Regions from separate parts of the Mus musculus genome. Here region 1 is linked to region 2. Evidence: chromatin loops called from intact Hi-C (ENCODE). Cell type or tissue: heart. All regions are shown on one strand.

Region 1 (8,000 bases), 200 kb before region 2:
ACCACAGGAGCAGAGAGACAGGTTGCAAAGAGGTTCCCTTGGAAATGTTTTTTGAAGGGAAAGTTGGAGAGAAAAAAAAGTATCTAAGACCCTATTTTCCTTATTTGGATCCAAGCAGATACACAGAGTTCTCACCCTCTTAGAACTGCAAGACAAGGGGGAAGAAGCATGCGGTGAGTTACCTGTTTACGCATTCCATGCTAGTAGATGCTTCCAGGGAAACCGAAGTCTTCAAGGAGTCTTCAAGGTGAGCAGGACTTCGACTTCCCAAGATAGGAGGGGAGTCGTGATGGAAGTCTTGGGAGCTGGACAAGGTAGCCCAGCCAGGTGCCTTTGGCAGCAAGCCTGAAGAGAGGAGGCAGGCAGCCTACAGGCAGCACATCTGGAGCAGCATCTGGTGCCCCCTTAGGATAGAGGGGTCACTTTGAGATGCAGTTTCCTTGTTCTGCAGGTGTAACCACCTAGCAGGAGGGAATCTACTCTAAGGAGAAACACTTGTGTCCTTCCCTTTAGCCATCGGGCTGCTGAAATCATAGTCCCGGAGGAACTGAACTTCCTTAGGAGTCTCCTGCTGGGGCAGGAAAAGATCATCAGTGTCTGGTGCCAGCTAGTGGGGCAGCCTGTCTCCTAGAAAGAGATTTCATCCCATTCCATCACCTTGATCGGGCCTGGTTAATGACGTACACCTCTTGATCCATTTAAACAACCTTACTATAAGGACCCCAAAGATGGTGGGGGTGGGGTCTTTAGACCTGTTTGTTCCTCTTTGCAAAGTAAACACAATAAATCCGCCTCCTTTCTCTGCTGAGACAGCACTCCTTGCTGTTCTTTCTATGTGGGTCACAGTCGGCTTAAGCCAACAATGGTTTCACACTCCTCCCAGAATTTCCTCCCCCTTATTCAGTCTGATATCAGTATCTGTTAACAATGAATTAACCTGGAAGGAGGGGCCAAATGCCAACCATGACGTATAAACAATGCCGGCAGCAGTGGGGACATCTACACACCAGCTCACTCTTCCCTTCAGGTTTTATTTCCCCAGGACTTCCTAGAACATGCCACACGTTGGCTTGTGAGGAGTGGCCAGGCTTGGCTTGCTGGTTTCCCTTTATTTTCCTGCCAGACTCACTTCCTCCTCAGGCTCACGAGCAGGGCTCTAGAGTTTGCCTTTCATTTCAATTTCTACTGGTGATTAAGGACCATAATTACCACAGAACAGTCTGGGTTAGCGCAGGGATAAAGGCAACCAATACCCAGTAGGACTCTGTCAGTGCTGGCAATGGGAGCAGCCAGGGAAAGTTCACTGGGCAGTGAATGGCAAAAGAAGCAGGAGAGACACAGACTGAAGAGCCCCTCCACCCCAGGCACCCAGAGAGCCAGGTACTGAGAACTTTCTAACATGATAAAGAGAAATAGCATCAGAAAACTGCAACAGGCAGCAATCTAGAGTAACAAGCCTACTCTTACTTCACGGTGACACTGTGCATGTCCACCAAGATGGATCATGTTCCCCAGTCCCTGAGAGGTCAGTGGATGTGGCATTTGGCCCTTCCCTCCAAAGGCATCTACATCCTAAACAGATGCCCACATCAAACCAGGTGATGCCCACTTCAAACCAGGTGACCTCGATGAGGTTACTGGCCTCAGGGGATCCAGGAATAAATACTATATGGAAGTTTGCTTTTGTTTTTGTTTTTGTTTCACATGGCAGACAGGGCAGGTGCATCCAAAAGGCATAAGCGATACCTATGTCACCTGGGTAGATCCTGCCAGCCCAGAGACTAATTAGAGATCTGGCTAGACTGGGCATGAGGGCAGGCTACAGGGCCTCTGGAATACATCCAAATCCATGGTATTGTCACATCCTTCAACATGCTCCTTAGGGGGGGAAAAAAACAGTTTTAGTCAATGGCACTTGCCACTTTGAGCTTTTATCCAAGTATTCAGGAGGCAAAGGCAGGCATATTGCTACATTCAAGGCCAGCTAGAGCTACACAGTGGAACCCTAAATTGAGATGCTGCCTCAAAACAAAAAGGACCACAGCAACAATAACAAAAAGCATTTATATGGGAGGGGGCAAAATGTGAAGTTAAGAAAGAGTACTTCCCACTCTAAGTTTGCAGCCAAAAATCAAGAGGAAGCAGAAAACAGGTGCACGTGTGTGTACACACATGAGTACACACATACACATGCTCATATGCACATATACACATGCTCATATACACATATACACATACACACTGTATATATATATATACACACACACACACACACACACACACACACACATGCATTAGGGTTCTCTATAGGGACAAAATAAGACTGTAGATTGTCTTACATGGGTGGTCTAGGTTGTCCTAACAGCAGCTATCTGCACACTGGGGAGGAAGCTAAGAACTCAGAAGCTGCTCAGGCCACAAGACTGAATGACTTTGCTATCCCAACCTGGGCTGAAGGCCTGGCAGATTCCTGGAGAACCCCTTGCCTTCAGTCTTCCTTGGAAGACAATGGAGTTGGGTTCTGAGATTGATGAAGAAATGTAGCTGCTGCTACAGCAGTGACAACGGTGGCAGCAACTACAGTGACAGAGTAGATAAACTCACCAGCAAGATATTATAGGAAGGAGGCAAAACCCAGAACTTTCCCCCGGGGATCTCTTTTTATCTAAGCTAGCAATGAGAAGTGCCTCTCATACATAGGATGCATCATTCACTTCAAATAGCCTGATCAACCAAAGCTTTCACAGAAGTGTGTCTCTTGGTTGATTTTAGATCCAGTCACATTGACTACCAAGGTTAACCATCACTACTATACATGTATGGATATATGTGTACATGTATGTGTATGTATATGTATACATGTGTGTACATCTATCTGTATGCGTGTATATGTTTATGTGTGTGTATGTGCATGTGAACATAGATGTGTCTAAGGTTAAAGCTTTGGTCACTCTACCACAGAGACTTTGGAGGTAATAGGATGCTTCCTCTCCCAGGACCAGCCATAAGGTGCACCTTCAAGGATGCAGAGCAGCCACTATGTGTAGAAAATGAGAGAAAATTTCAGCTTTTCAGAACACCTGTGAGCAGAGGTATCATGGGCGGGCCATAAGTAGAGGACCAGGTAAAGTATGGTCCAATCCAGGCTCTATGTGAGAAGTTGTTGCTAATAGCATGTGGGCAGCCCAGCACAAATCACACTGCCAGGCTCTAGGTGAATGAGGAGCCTCGTGATGGGGAAGCAGGTCCCATGGGAAGAGAAGCCCAGAAGTTTCAAATGCCAAGATTTTCTCAGACATCACCCTCCCCAAACTTAGTTTACTTCTGACTTTTCCCAACCCACATCACATAAGCTCTGTCATTTGTTGGCTTGCTTGTTTGATATAGGGTCTCATGTAGCCCAGATGAGGCTCAAGTTATAGCTGAGGCTGGCCTTAAACTCCTAGTCCTCCGGTCTTTTGCATTCTGAGTGCTTCCTAGTAGTCAGATTACAATTATGTGCCACCACACCCAGTTCCTCACACGGGCGTCTGCTATCAGTAAAAGCAGGCAATGAAAATGGGAAGGACTGTCAGAGAAATGGGCCAGAACCCTTGTGAAACTCTTTCTACACACTAGCATGCTCTGCAAAGCAGGAAACATTCAGCAAGCAGCATGCTCACTGCCCTTGGGGACTCAAAAGAAGCTCCCACATAGAACCTGCCACGCCCCGCTTTCCTCCCTTGAAATCGAAGCCAGAGGGGTGAAGCCCAAAGGACAAAAGGCATCCATATCCCAGTGGTGGATTCTGAGGGAGTTGAGAACGAGGACACAGTATATCAGCTCTGTCAGGAAACGTCACGGGGGTCTTCAGAAACTCCATGGTGTAGTGGTCACCTCAGGGTCACCACTGAGAAGAGCATCCTTTAAGTCTAGGTCTGCTTCAGAAAAAAGGTCCATGAGGAATCTGAAGCCATTGTGGCTTGCATTTAAAAACAAACACGTTTAATAACTAGAACAAAAGGCAAACAAACTTAGAGGGTTTTTGCAGCCACTTTTCTTCTGGATTTTTGGTTGGTTGGTTTGGGTTTGTTTGTTTGTTTGTTTGTTTGTTTGTTGTATTTTTCTTCCTCCAACTTTTTTCTCTTCTTGTCTCCTTCAGCAGCAAAGAAAATATAGGCCTGAAAACCTGGTCTAGCTGAATTGGCATTCTCAGATGGAGACACCAAGCAAAGCAGGCTTTCAGAATGCGTACCTAGCAGTGTGACCATCAAAGAAGAAATGAGGTCTCTAATTCCATTTTTCACTCACTGACCCCCACAAAGTCCATTAGTCCCCAAAAGATTGCCTCCTCCACTCCCACTTACCCTCACATAGTTAATGTTTGACAGGGACAGGAAATGGGGCGGGGGGGACATGACATCGCCATGGAATACACCAATTCGAAGTAGTTCACACTAGGCTGAAGTTTGACTTTACTTGGAAAACCTTTCCCTGATGCAGCAATTTAAACTGACAACAGCATTGGGGGAGGGGGCGTGCCCCACTTTGCTCTCTGTTACTGTGACAGGCACCATGGCCAGAATTAGCTCGGGAAGGAAAGGGTTTATTTCCGTTTACAGTTTATAATAAGCCATCAAGAAAAGCCTAGAAGCCAGAATGAAGCAGGGACCTGCTTACTGACTTGCTCTCTATGGCTCTCTCTGGCTCCCAGGGATGGCACTGCCCACGATGGGCTAAACCCTCCTGTACTGTTGAAATCAATTAATCTTAATTAAATTAAAATCAAATTTAATTTAAAGTGTTTAATTAATTAAAGAAATGCCCCCATGGGCATGCGCAAAGGCCAGTCTGATGGAGGCAACTCCTCAGTTGAGGTTCCCTCTTCCCAGCCTCTAGATCATATCAAGTTGACAAAACAAACCAGCACAGGAGGAGGGCACCCAAGCACATCAGTGAGTGCAGCTCCCACACACCCAGGAACTGGCTCAGAGATGATCATTACAGGAAACAGTCACCGTCAGATACACAGTAACTAAAGTTCCCTAAAGGCACAGCATCTATCTTACTTGTGTTTCTCGTGACTCACTCAAACAGTCTATTCTTCATTTAAGTGGGCGCTTCCCTGGGTTATCTCAAATGAGAGCCACCTCACTCTATTTGAAATTGAAAGAATATGTGTCTAAGAAGCATTAATAATTTAATTTTAAAGTGTTTTCTGTGAGCTCTCAATAAGGAGTGTGGCTGGAGCTACTTCTTCTACAGGAACTGAACAACTTCCCATCCCTCTATGTCCCATCCACACATGCTCCATGTCCCGCGGGAGATTCAAGAGGGAGGCAGAGAGGCAAGACCACTACAAATTCCAGAGTGTGCTGTGGTTTGAATGTGTTCCCTAGAGCGCATTGTTAGTTGGATGTGAGGACCTAGACTCTCTGAGAAATGATTAGGCATGAGGTTTTTGTCCCTGAAGCAGAAGAAGGCTCTATCATTAGTAGGTAAATCAACTTGTTATTATGCAAGTAAGATCCAAACATAATGGTGATTTGGATCCCCTTCTGCCCCCGTATCTTCTAAGTTATGAACAAACCAGTACACCTTCCTGTGCCTGATCCATCTCACTTCTAAGGTTTGATCTGTTTCTTAATCTTGGATAAGTCCTAACTTTCCACATTCTGACTCACGTTGATTCTGATCTACATGACAAGAAAACATGTCCTAGAAAATGTCTCACCCTGCCAGCATATGCTCAGGGTCAATAACTGGAGTTGACATGTAGGGAGCTGGCTTGGCTGTGGTATGTGGTGTGACCACTAACAAGAGATGGCCAGTCTCACTCACTCACCGCCCTGCCCTTCCCCCAGAGTCTCAAAAACACAAAAGACCTAAAAGCAAGTTGAATCAGGGGCCTGGTAGACAGCAAATGTACATAGTGTCCACTGTCTCTCCAACAGGGCCTGGCTCAATCAGTGAATGGGTCAGCCGCATCCTGGACTCACTTCAGAGATGAGAAGGCAGAACGGGGAAATGAGGAAAGACCAGATCGGTACCCATGCATGGGAAGAGGCATAGGCTTCACACCATCAAATATGGCTTTGAGTTCTGGATTTCCTAACTGCTGGCCATAGGACTTGGGAGAGGAAGTGCCAACCTTCTATGTCTTAGTTATTCAGATATAAAAGTAACGGTGGTAATAATAGAAATAATAATAACATCTTTCCCACTGGGTTGTGTGTATGTGAGGATAAAGATTGCATGATGAGTTTCCAGAGACTAGCACCCAGCTCACTATGTAGATAAGCCATATCATCTCTTCTTATCTAAATCTATATATTTAATCAATTATCAGTTCTTGGAAGCAGATACCATTCCTAACTCATTACCTACAAGAGACGGGGGCTTACTAAGTGCTAATGAATCCCTGTTGTTAAATTCATACTTGAGTCCAACTTGCTGTCATCTGAGAAGGATTCTAATGATTGCAAGACACTGGTGGAGAAAAACATGAGCTGTTCTTTCTCTTTCCATACCAGGATTTCTGAGGTTGCTCTTAAACCTCCATACATCTGTTTGTTTCTTGTGAAAACAACTGTAGGCCAACACAGGAAGAGGCTTGGAGATTAGCCTGGACATTTGCCACAATGCATGTGCAGAGGGATATACAAGGAAGCTATGGGGTAGAGAGCAGCAGGCAGGGGCAATGCTCTGCCAGAGTAAAACACTGACTGACACTCAGGCACTCTTTGAGGGCTTTACACTTCAACACCACACTGACCTGCTATCTGGGCAGCATAAAGGCAGAGGGTGGTTATACACACACATGAGCTCAAAACTCACGTCTGACTTAAAACAGAGAGATGGTTGAGGCCATAGTGAAATCCTTATTTGGTATAGCTGGAAAATTGTTTGAAGCACCCACCTAAATCCATGTGGCGAAGTATTGCTAAAGCTCTACAAAGAGAAGACATCAGTAAGTCTGCCCCTCTTTTTAATGCCAATGATAAACTAAGGTGCAGTTCTGCTAAGTTTATTCTGGGAAACCTGTAATATTATTAGGCTTACTTATAGAGCAATGGGTGAGGGGTTATAGCCAGGAGCACAGGTGACCTAAAGCAGCCACATTGGAAGGTCTGAATCCAACATGGATGATGACCACCCCACAGATGTATAGATGATACCCCCCCCCAGTCTTTCTGACCTATATACTCTAAACCTTCCCAGAGTCCTGGAGGACAAGTGCAATCAGGGCAGAAGTGCACACAACTAGCTGGGAGACGTTGCTAGATACTCAAGTAACAGTTCCATGACTCCAACAACTCCTTCTATGAGGGAATGTTGACAAGCTCAGCTATGGTGATCTTTTGTAACAACTCCCACTGAATTCTAGAAGATGGTGACTTGGAGGATAGTCTCATACAACAGGAAGAAATACAATAAAAGGATCCTCCCCATTAAAGGCATCTTCTGCAAAGTGCCTGAGTGTAGAGGCATGGATAGAATAATGGTCTGAAGTGAGCCAGTGTTCTGATAGAAGCTTCTACAATGTGAGTAGGAATCAAGAAGAAATGTCTAGCTCAAGTCTGCCAATGGGCTGTACAAATGGGGGGAAGCAACAAGAGTCCTACCTAGATATCATACTTATGAACCACAGCTATAATCATTATGACCCAAAAATCCTCAAAGGTGTAACAGTGGCATGCATACGTTGGCAGTAACCAACAATTCTCTAAGTATACCTGAGGCCCACTCAACAAGAGCAAAATCATGCCTGGTACTGGAAGCCTGGACTATCTGGGGCTAGTAAAGTGTTGGCTCTTGGAGGAGAACCTATAACTGCCACTTTACTAACCCAGCATAATCTCTAGCTACATTCTAAATATGTATCCTCATACCCACAGATAAGTACATTCTTCAACTCATCAAGGCAACTTCTATCTGCAACACAGAAAGCATTACAGAAAACCTCAGCCAATCGAAATGCAAAGGAGTGAAGCCCAGTCTTGTCTCAACTGATACATCTG
Region 2 (8,000 bases):
GCAACCAGAGTGAAGAAATGAAGGACTATGCAAGGGGGGGATGGGTATTCCTACAGTCCAAGCTATTCAGGAGGCTGTGGCAGGGTATCATGTAGGGACATGAAACATATTGAGACTTCAAGGGAAGAAGGAAGGAGGAAAGAAAAGGAAGAGGGAGGAAGGGAGAGAGAGGAAAAAGGAGGGATGCGTAGAGGGAGGAGTGGGCTGCAGCCTCAGCTGGATCCCACTTCCCTGGCTGTACGTGCTAAAAGAGCCAGCTGTGCTTGTCAGAGAGGCATTTACCCTCCTGCAAAGAGGCGACTCCTCAATGTGTTCTCAGGGGTACCCCCACAGACGAGATCTTACAGCAGCTGCCAGCAGCTTCTACCTAGGGGCTCCCATACCCACCCTCTGGAAACCCAAAAGGCTCATGACTCTGAGCCATCAGCCACCCAGTCTCCCTATAGGAGGCCATAGAATTATAGATAGATAGATAGATAGATAGATAGATAGATAGATAGATAGATAGATAGATAGATAGATAGATAGATAGATAGATAGATAGACAGACGTGTGTGTGTGTGTGTGTGTGTGTGTGTGTGTGTGTGTGTGTGTGTGTGTGTGTGTGTGTGTGTGCTTTGAATGGAGTTATACCGCATGGGATAAATAACACTGCTCACACCCCAAGAGCCAAGCACTATCTAATAAAACCCCAGTGGCAGGCATGAGGACCTCTATACATCCCTCCCTTTTCCCCTCTTCCTTTTCTTTCCCCCTTTCTCCATCCTCCCTTCCTCTGAGGTCTCCATAGTCTTCATGGCCTTACATGATCTGACGCCACAACCCCCCAAATAGCTTTTGGGACTGTGGGAATACCCATTCCCCCTTTTGGGACTGTGGGAATACCCATCCCCCCTTGCATGAGTTGTTGGCCAGAGGTTAAGTCTCCTAAGCAATATGGGCTTTTGCCATTGCCCTCTGCTTCCTCCCAGGTAAGGCTATTGCTGAAGACAACACACAGTTTGGACACAGAAAGGAACCCGGACACCTCCTCCAGAAGGACTGGCTTTTATGCTATTGGAAGGTGCTATGCAAGCTGCCAAGGGAAGGAGCAGTGGGCGGTCCTACCCCGCCTTAAAGGCTAGGAACCACACCTATGACTGGAGCAGCAATATACCCCAACAGTGAAATAATGGCCCTCTAATCATTTTTATCAACACTTTTATCACTTTTACCAACAGCTATCTAATTAGATTTAATATCCATTTAATAGGAGGGAAGTCATGTCTAGTACTGGAAAACTTAATGAAGTACCCACAGCTAGAGGTGGTAGACCCTAGAAGAGAGTCTAGTACAGCCATTTTCCTAAATCAAGAGACTTTTAAAACTAATTTATTTTTATTTTATGTGCATTGGTGTTTTGTCTGCATGTATGTCTGTGTGAGGGTATTGGATCCTGGAGTTACAGACAGTTGAGATCTGCCATGTGGGTGCTGGGAATTGAACCCTGGTCCTCTGGAAGAGCAGTCAGTACTCTAAGCCATTGAGCCATCTCTCTGGCCCTATACTTTCTAGATAGGATCATTATGCTCACAGGTAAGTGTAGCTCTTACCTCATTTTTTAAAAAGCTTCTTTTTGCAACAGATGGAGACTGTTGTTGAGATCCACAACTGGAGGATAAATGACTGTGCAGTGCCTAAACTCTCTCTCCCCCTATATCTACACCCAGAGGTCCTGGGTGCCTGTTGCTAAACACTGACCCCTAGACATGGAAAATGCATATGTGAAGTCTCAACAATATGGTATCCTGAATGAGACCCGCATGGTGGCACCACCACATGCCACGTGAGAGGAGGAAATTCCACGTGGTCCCACCCCTAGACCTAAAGGGTAGTCAATGGCTGCGGAGAAAGAATAAATTAAGACCTCTGGGGAAGAGTTCCCAGATAGGGTATCTAATCCCGTGTGGGCCCTAAATGCTTGCGCATATTAGCAGAGCTGCATAGACTTAGTACTCTGTGTGTTTGTGTGTGTTAGACTCATGTAGCAATAATAACTAAAGAAGAGACCGCGTGCTGCGGAGAGGAACACTGAGTTTGAACACGGAGGCAGGGATGGGAATAATTTAGATGAAGTGCTCATTTAAAAGGTTCTCAAAAGAAAATTCAATTATAAAATAAAAAGTGAATGCATGGTCCAATTCACAGGCCTTCCCTCCAGGCTCTTGCTGAGGGCACTGTTCGAATCTCAACAAGCCACGCCCAGTTCCACCGGTGCCAGGATAGGATGACTTAGGGACTCCATCAGTCTGACCAGAATGACCCAAATTCCTGGGTCTAGCTCACAATCCCAGAAAGGTCCTGGCTTTCTCAGTCAACTGTAGTCACCTCTCTGAGGATGTGGCCCAGGTCCTGCCCTTTCCCACAGAACAAGGCAATGGAGACACGTGCCTGGGGCCAGGGTTGGGGGCAACAATGATCAGCACGTGGTGGGGGTGGGAAGAGGGTTTTCCATTTAACTGCAGAAAAGTCTGTAAATTACCATTGGAGAGGAGGAAGTCTGGGGGTTGCGGGGGGGGGGGACGCCTAAAAATTTAGGGAAGTAGAAGAGCGTCAAACTCTTTTTAAAAAACAAGTTTCCCCGCCTGAATTGGAGCCACCAATGTCCAGAGAGATGATGAGCCCCGTGGCTTGCAGAGTTTGCAAAAGGCAAGAGCCCTGGAGTTGCAGGCGCACCCAAGCATCTCTAGCTGCCCCAACCCGCCAGGGGCGCGGCACGGATGCCCCGGGCACACGTGGTGCAGGCTCCGGGTTCGGGTAAACTACAGTCCTGGATTTGGCTGTCTGCAGAGCGGCCAGCGCGCAAACGAGGCTGGAGCCAACCAAGGCGGGGGCAGCTCACACAATGTGTTTCTTGTTAGGGACTTCCAAGCCGGGCCAGGTTTTGCTTTTGGTGCGGCATTATAATATTAAGAAGCAGTTTGATTCCGGACAAGCCCGCCCTTGTTGCAGGCTGCTTGCGGGTTCCCACGGACGCCAGTGGGCAGACGCGGGTGGCCTGTGCGCTGCACTCTCTCGGCTTGGCGGGCTGGGGGGGGGGGCGCCCAGCGGACTGCGGCCTGGGGTCCCCACGGTGACCCCGGCTCTGGTGGTGGCCCGACCCGCGGCGCGCGCCTCCCGGTGGCGCCGACTGGGTGACGCCAGCCCCCGCTCCCGCCAGTTCGCAGGCAGTCCGAGATTGTTTACCAAGACATATCGCTCCGTCCAGTTAGTTTTCTTTTTTAAATTTGGTGACCGGAATAAAAGTCGCAGGAAAATCCTTTGTGAATGCCAAAGGCGGCCGCAAATCGGAGCGGAGCACTTTACAGTGTTGGTAACAAAATATTTGCGGCGCTCCATAGTTAAATCGGACCCTTCCGCCGAACTTCCCAAACTTGGCTTTCTTTGAACCAGGCTGAAAAATGATCTTTCTAAAAGGGGATCAGACAGTGGCAAGCAATTGGATTTGGCACGATTTTTTTTTTTTTTTTTAAAGCTGGGGCTCGAGATCTGCAGGTAAACAGAACTGTGAGGGAATCCTAGAAGGAGCTAAGGTCGGAATTGTGGCGAGCGAGGCAAGGGCGGGCCAACTTAAGGCTAAGCCATTGTAGTAGCTGCGGCGCTTCGCTAATGCCATTTATTAGCTGAGTGTGACACGAAGTGTACGAGTCTTCAAAAAATTTACCCCAAAGAGAAAAACAAACATCGTCTTGTTTGCTTTTCGTGGCTTTGCTCCTTTTCCTTCAGTCCAAGCCTTCCTCATCTAAGGCCTTTTTAAACCCAAATTCGGTTTATCTGGTTTCAGGATAAGGGCTCCCTCTTGCCAAGGTATTAAATAAACACGAAAAGCAAAAACTCGAATCCTTATACAACCCAGATGCTGTTTCCTCGAAAACCACAACAAACTCGGATAAGCCAGATAACCGCGCTGGCGGGTTGTGCGCCGCAACCCCTCCCCCAAGTCCCCAGCACTCCCACCCTCACCCTTGGGTTTTAGGGCCGGCAGAGGGTGATTCTGCAGGACAGGCGATGAAAAACTGCCGCCAACACTCTCAGCGGTGGATGAGCACCCTTGAAGGATCCCGGTGCCATAAACTATCCGGAAATGTTGGCATCTGGTTCCTAAAAGGGAGCTTTCCCCTTAAGATAAACCGGGACAGAGAAGGTATCTGCGTTTCCAGGCTGACTTACAAGTTTCTGGACTCTAGGTGATGTCAGAAGAAAACTCAGCACTATGAGGGGGCTAGGCCTGCCCCCCCGCCCCCCCCCCGCCGCTGTTGTAGCGGAAATGAGCACGCAGTTGCGGGAGCTGCACGCTGAGTCTCAGAGAGGCCAGAAGACCGGGGCAGCAATGCATCCCACCATCTCTCAGGGTGGGGGTGGGGCCGCTCTGGAAAAGTCTGCTGCTCTTTGCATAACCACTAAGGGTTCCTAAGAGGATGTCAGTAGAACGCGGCGCGGGGTGGGGGTGGGCGGGTCGAGGATAAGGGTCCTTCAAAGATTTTTTTTTCCTTTTGGAGTCAAAGCCATCCAGGCGAAAAACAAGAAGATCCAGAGGAATAATTAAATCTTGTCCTGCGATGAGACAGTGACCTCCTTTGCATTCACTTCTACCCTCCCGCCAGCTCCACGCCTCTGTTGCAAAAACAAATGAAATAAAGCAAAACCTTTTGCTTTGGCAAGGTCTAAGCCACATTACACCCCCCGTGCCCCCCTTCTGCCAAGGAAGAGTTCTTTTCTTCTCCCTCTCCAGACCTTTTTTTTTTCCTCTCTTACCCCCCCCCCTTTTTTTTCCCTGTTCTTTTCTTCTTGGTCTTCCTTCTTCCCCCAAATCACTCGAAACTTAAGACGTGCAGAGGCTGCAGGTGCGCGCAGGCTGACGGCCCGGTCAGGGCGAGCCTGGGACCGCCGGGCCTTGCAGGCATTGATCAGCTGGGCGCGCGCGCTGAGTGACGGCGCGGTTGCTATGGCAGCCGCCTGAGCGGCGCCGCGAGGACAAGGCTGCAGGGCGGCGTGAATGGGCGGCGTCACGCGCCTGGCGCCAGAGAGTCTGCTCCGGGGCTCCGGCTCCGGCCCCGCCGCGGCCTGGCCTGCGCGCCGCTGCCGCCGCCGCTGCTGCCAATTCATCACCTGTCAGGGATCACTCGGGGGGTCACGGGCGGAATGGACACAGCTGTGAGAACAAAACCGAGGGGAAGAAAGGCGAGAGCTCCCAATTGCGCCAGATGTGCAGAGAAGACCTTGAGACTCGCCCGCGCCGAGCCGGCTCCTCCCGCCCTCGTGGCATCACGCGGGGATAGTAGCCAAGGTGGCTGAGCAGGAACCTGCTTCTGATTACCGCGCGTGGCCTGGACACGGTGGGGGATCTGGGGGCCTGGTAGCAGGGCTCGGGCAACTCCAAGCGGGTCTGTTGCTTTAAATGGGGGGCGTCCCAGTAGGTAGCTGGGGTGGCCAATATCTACACACACACACACACACACACACACACACACACACACACACACACACCCGCCGGAAGCCCTTCACACCTTCCCACCACCCACGGATCCCGCCCTTACTGCAGCTGGGCACGTCCTGCAGCTGGGGCCATTTGAACTCCAGGGTTCTCTGATGAAAATCCACATCCACACCAATGGACAGATTTTTATATGCCATTATAAGCTGCCCCAAAAGGGGCTCCCACCAAATCCCCAGACCCAGACCATAATTTTAAGAAATGTCAGCCCGGGCTTGCTGTGACAGACTTACTGGTAACTCGGTCCTCTTCAGTCATTAACTTAAACAGTTTCACAATCCCCTTAAAAATGATCTTTAAATGAATGCAAAAACTGGGTAGTGTGCCAACAGAATCGGATTCAGCGCAGCTCGGCAGACTGGACTCTGGCATGGCAGCCAGAGAAAGAAACGCCAGAAAACTTTCACCATATTTAGCAATTTTACTATATCAGGGTACAGGAATGGTCTTGGGAGAAGGCGCTCATGCGTGGTCGCTGCCAGTGTGTGGAGCGATGCTGCACAGCGCTCATTATCATCCAGCCCAGGGCCTTTCTGTTGGGATAATGAGGCTGGCACGGGTGCTAACATACGGTGTCCTTGGAAAAAGCTAAGAATGCGTCAGTACCGCAGAGATGCAATGTCCAAGAATCATAAGTAATAATTTGAGAATCCCAGAGATGTTTGTTTACATTGGCTATTATTGTAAAATACTCAGAGTATAACATCATGAACCAAAAGTGTCAAAACAAAATCTGTTCCGCTGTGGCACGTATGTGACAGAAACACATGCACACAAAGTACATCAAGAGGCTCGAACTGTTGGGGGGGGGGGGGACTCAGATAGTAAATCACTTCCAGGCTTAATAACAGAGGCGAGTCGTCAATCGAACACTGTCGCTGAGTCGCAGGAGGCATTGCAAGCCTTGCCTTGCGCAGATTTTCCTGCAGGGCAGAGTCCTTCTGCAGTCTCCAAACTGAGATGGACGGATTTTACCGCCTCTACATCACCGGACTCTGCCTCCTTAGAGAGAAGCCCTGGGGCACATGGCTGTCACGTGGAGGTCAGAGACCGCCTGGCCCACCAGCTGAGGAATTAATCATTAATTGAAGGGAAAATACTGTTTCTCCACACAGAGCTTTGCCTGGATTCTGCATTCTTCCTCTTTATTGCATTCAGAGGATGTGGGGGATTCAGACCAAAAACCCTTTCTTGGGCTTAACATAAATATTTTTTTTCCTTTAATACACGACTAATATATGGTAGTCTTCAGCAAAACAAGAATTCAGAATTAAAGCATTGGAGTCAAGAGCTCTAAACTTTTTCAAAATGTGGCTGCATCTAGGAAGGGTGCTGAAAGATTCCAAACCTCGTACGTAACAGAATTTTCTTTTAAAAACAGCGATAAGCTGTCAGTCAATAGCTAGGACCACCTACCTGACAAAGAGCTTCCCAAGAGCTCTAAGTGTTGGAATGTGACACCAGAAATCACGATTTGTGCATAATTAATCGCATCACTTTGCCACCTACACTGAAGGGCACAGACCAAGGGCAGTGTATGTAAATGTAGTTCCAGTGTGCAAACCCCACTAATGACCTTCGATTAATGGAGTCATTATAGTAACCCTGCCTCATTCTTGGGGGTGGGGGGAGTTCCGAATGCACCGGGTCCCTCGGGGCTCCTCTGCGGTCTGAGGGAGACCGCACAGTGTTCCTACAATTCGTGTCACTGAGTTTCCGAGAAGGCCTCCCGCGTTGCTCCAAGTTGCAAAGCTTCACGCTAAACCTGTCGTGGACGTGTATGTGGGTAGGTTCCCCCCCCCTCCCCAAATAGCTTTCCTTTATCTTAAAAGAAGGAACACTACAAATGTGACTTCCCAAAAGCGCGCTTCTTTTCCCTTCTGCCACGGTCGCTGTCTTCCCTAACGCTAGCGACCTGTGACTTCCCGTCTGCTGTGCGGAGAGAGTGGGGCTGCTGGAAGTCCTGGGGGCGGGTATAGCTAGCTCCGGGCACACCCCCGGGGCAGGGGTCCTGCCAGCTCTGGGAATTGGAATAAGGCGGGCACAATTGCACACTCAGGCCCCCTGGGCGCCCAGCGCACACTGTACTCAATTTGCCACCCCAGCTGGGCTCTCGCCCGCTCCTCCCACCCTACAGGCATTGGCTGCGAACGCGGAAGAACCGAGAGCTCATACTCACCAATGGGAGAATTCGCCTGGTATGATGGACGGGAGCCCTTCCACCAATGGCAATTCAGGGATGCCCGATTGAGCGGCCAGGGCGAGTGCACATAAAAGACGCCCCGCCCGGCTCGCGCTTCATTCTGAACCGAGCCTGGTGCCGCGCAGTCAGCTCAGCCCCCTGTGGCGGCTCCCTCCCGGTCTTCCTCCTACGAGCAGCATGAAAGCCTTCAGTCCGGTGAGGTCCGTTAGGAAAAACAGCCTGTCGGACCACAGCTTGGGCATCTCCCGGAGCAAAACCCCGGTG

Evidence for each region. Peaks named below come from ENCODE experiments on the same cell type or tissue, not always from the same donor. Only the 100,000 strongest peaks of a DNase experiment are listed, where the experiment ranks them.
Region 1: it touches region 2 in a loop (2.6-fold over the local background); 5 of 42 quality-filtered maps call a loop at or near these places.

What each region holds. Positions count from the first base shown.
Region 1 is chr12:25,296,760-25,304,759 of GRCm38, reverse strand. It overlaps Gm46343 (a long non-coding RNA gene), which reads right to left and starts at 984. Exons shown (of 3, transcript XR_001780576.2): 1 at 938-984; 2 at 183-568. In heart, no CTCF peak of the experiment used is centred here; a DNase peak (open chromatin) is centred at 3,619; H3K27ac peaks cover 3,649 bases.
Region 2 is chr12:25,095,924-25,103,923 of GRCm38, reverse strand. Id2 (inhibitor of DNA binding 2) reads left to right here and starts at 7,832. Exons shown (of 3, transcript NM_010496.3): 1 at 7,832-8,000. The coding sequence starts at 7,914. In heart, CTCF peaks have their summits at 2,967, 3,171 and 7,867; DNase peaks (open chromatin) are centred at 2,843, 4,053, 5,093, 7,743 and 6 weaker places; H3K4me3 peaks cover 5,717 bases; H3K27ac peaks cover 6,749 bases.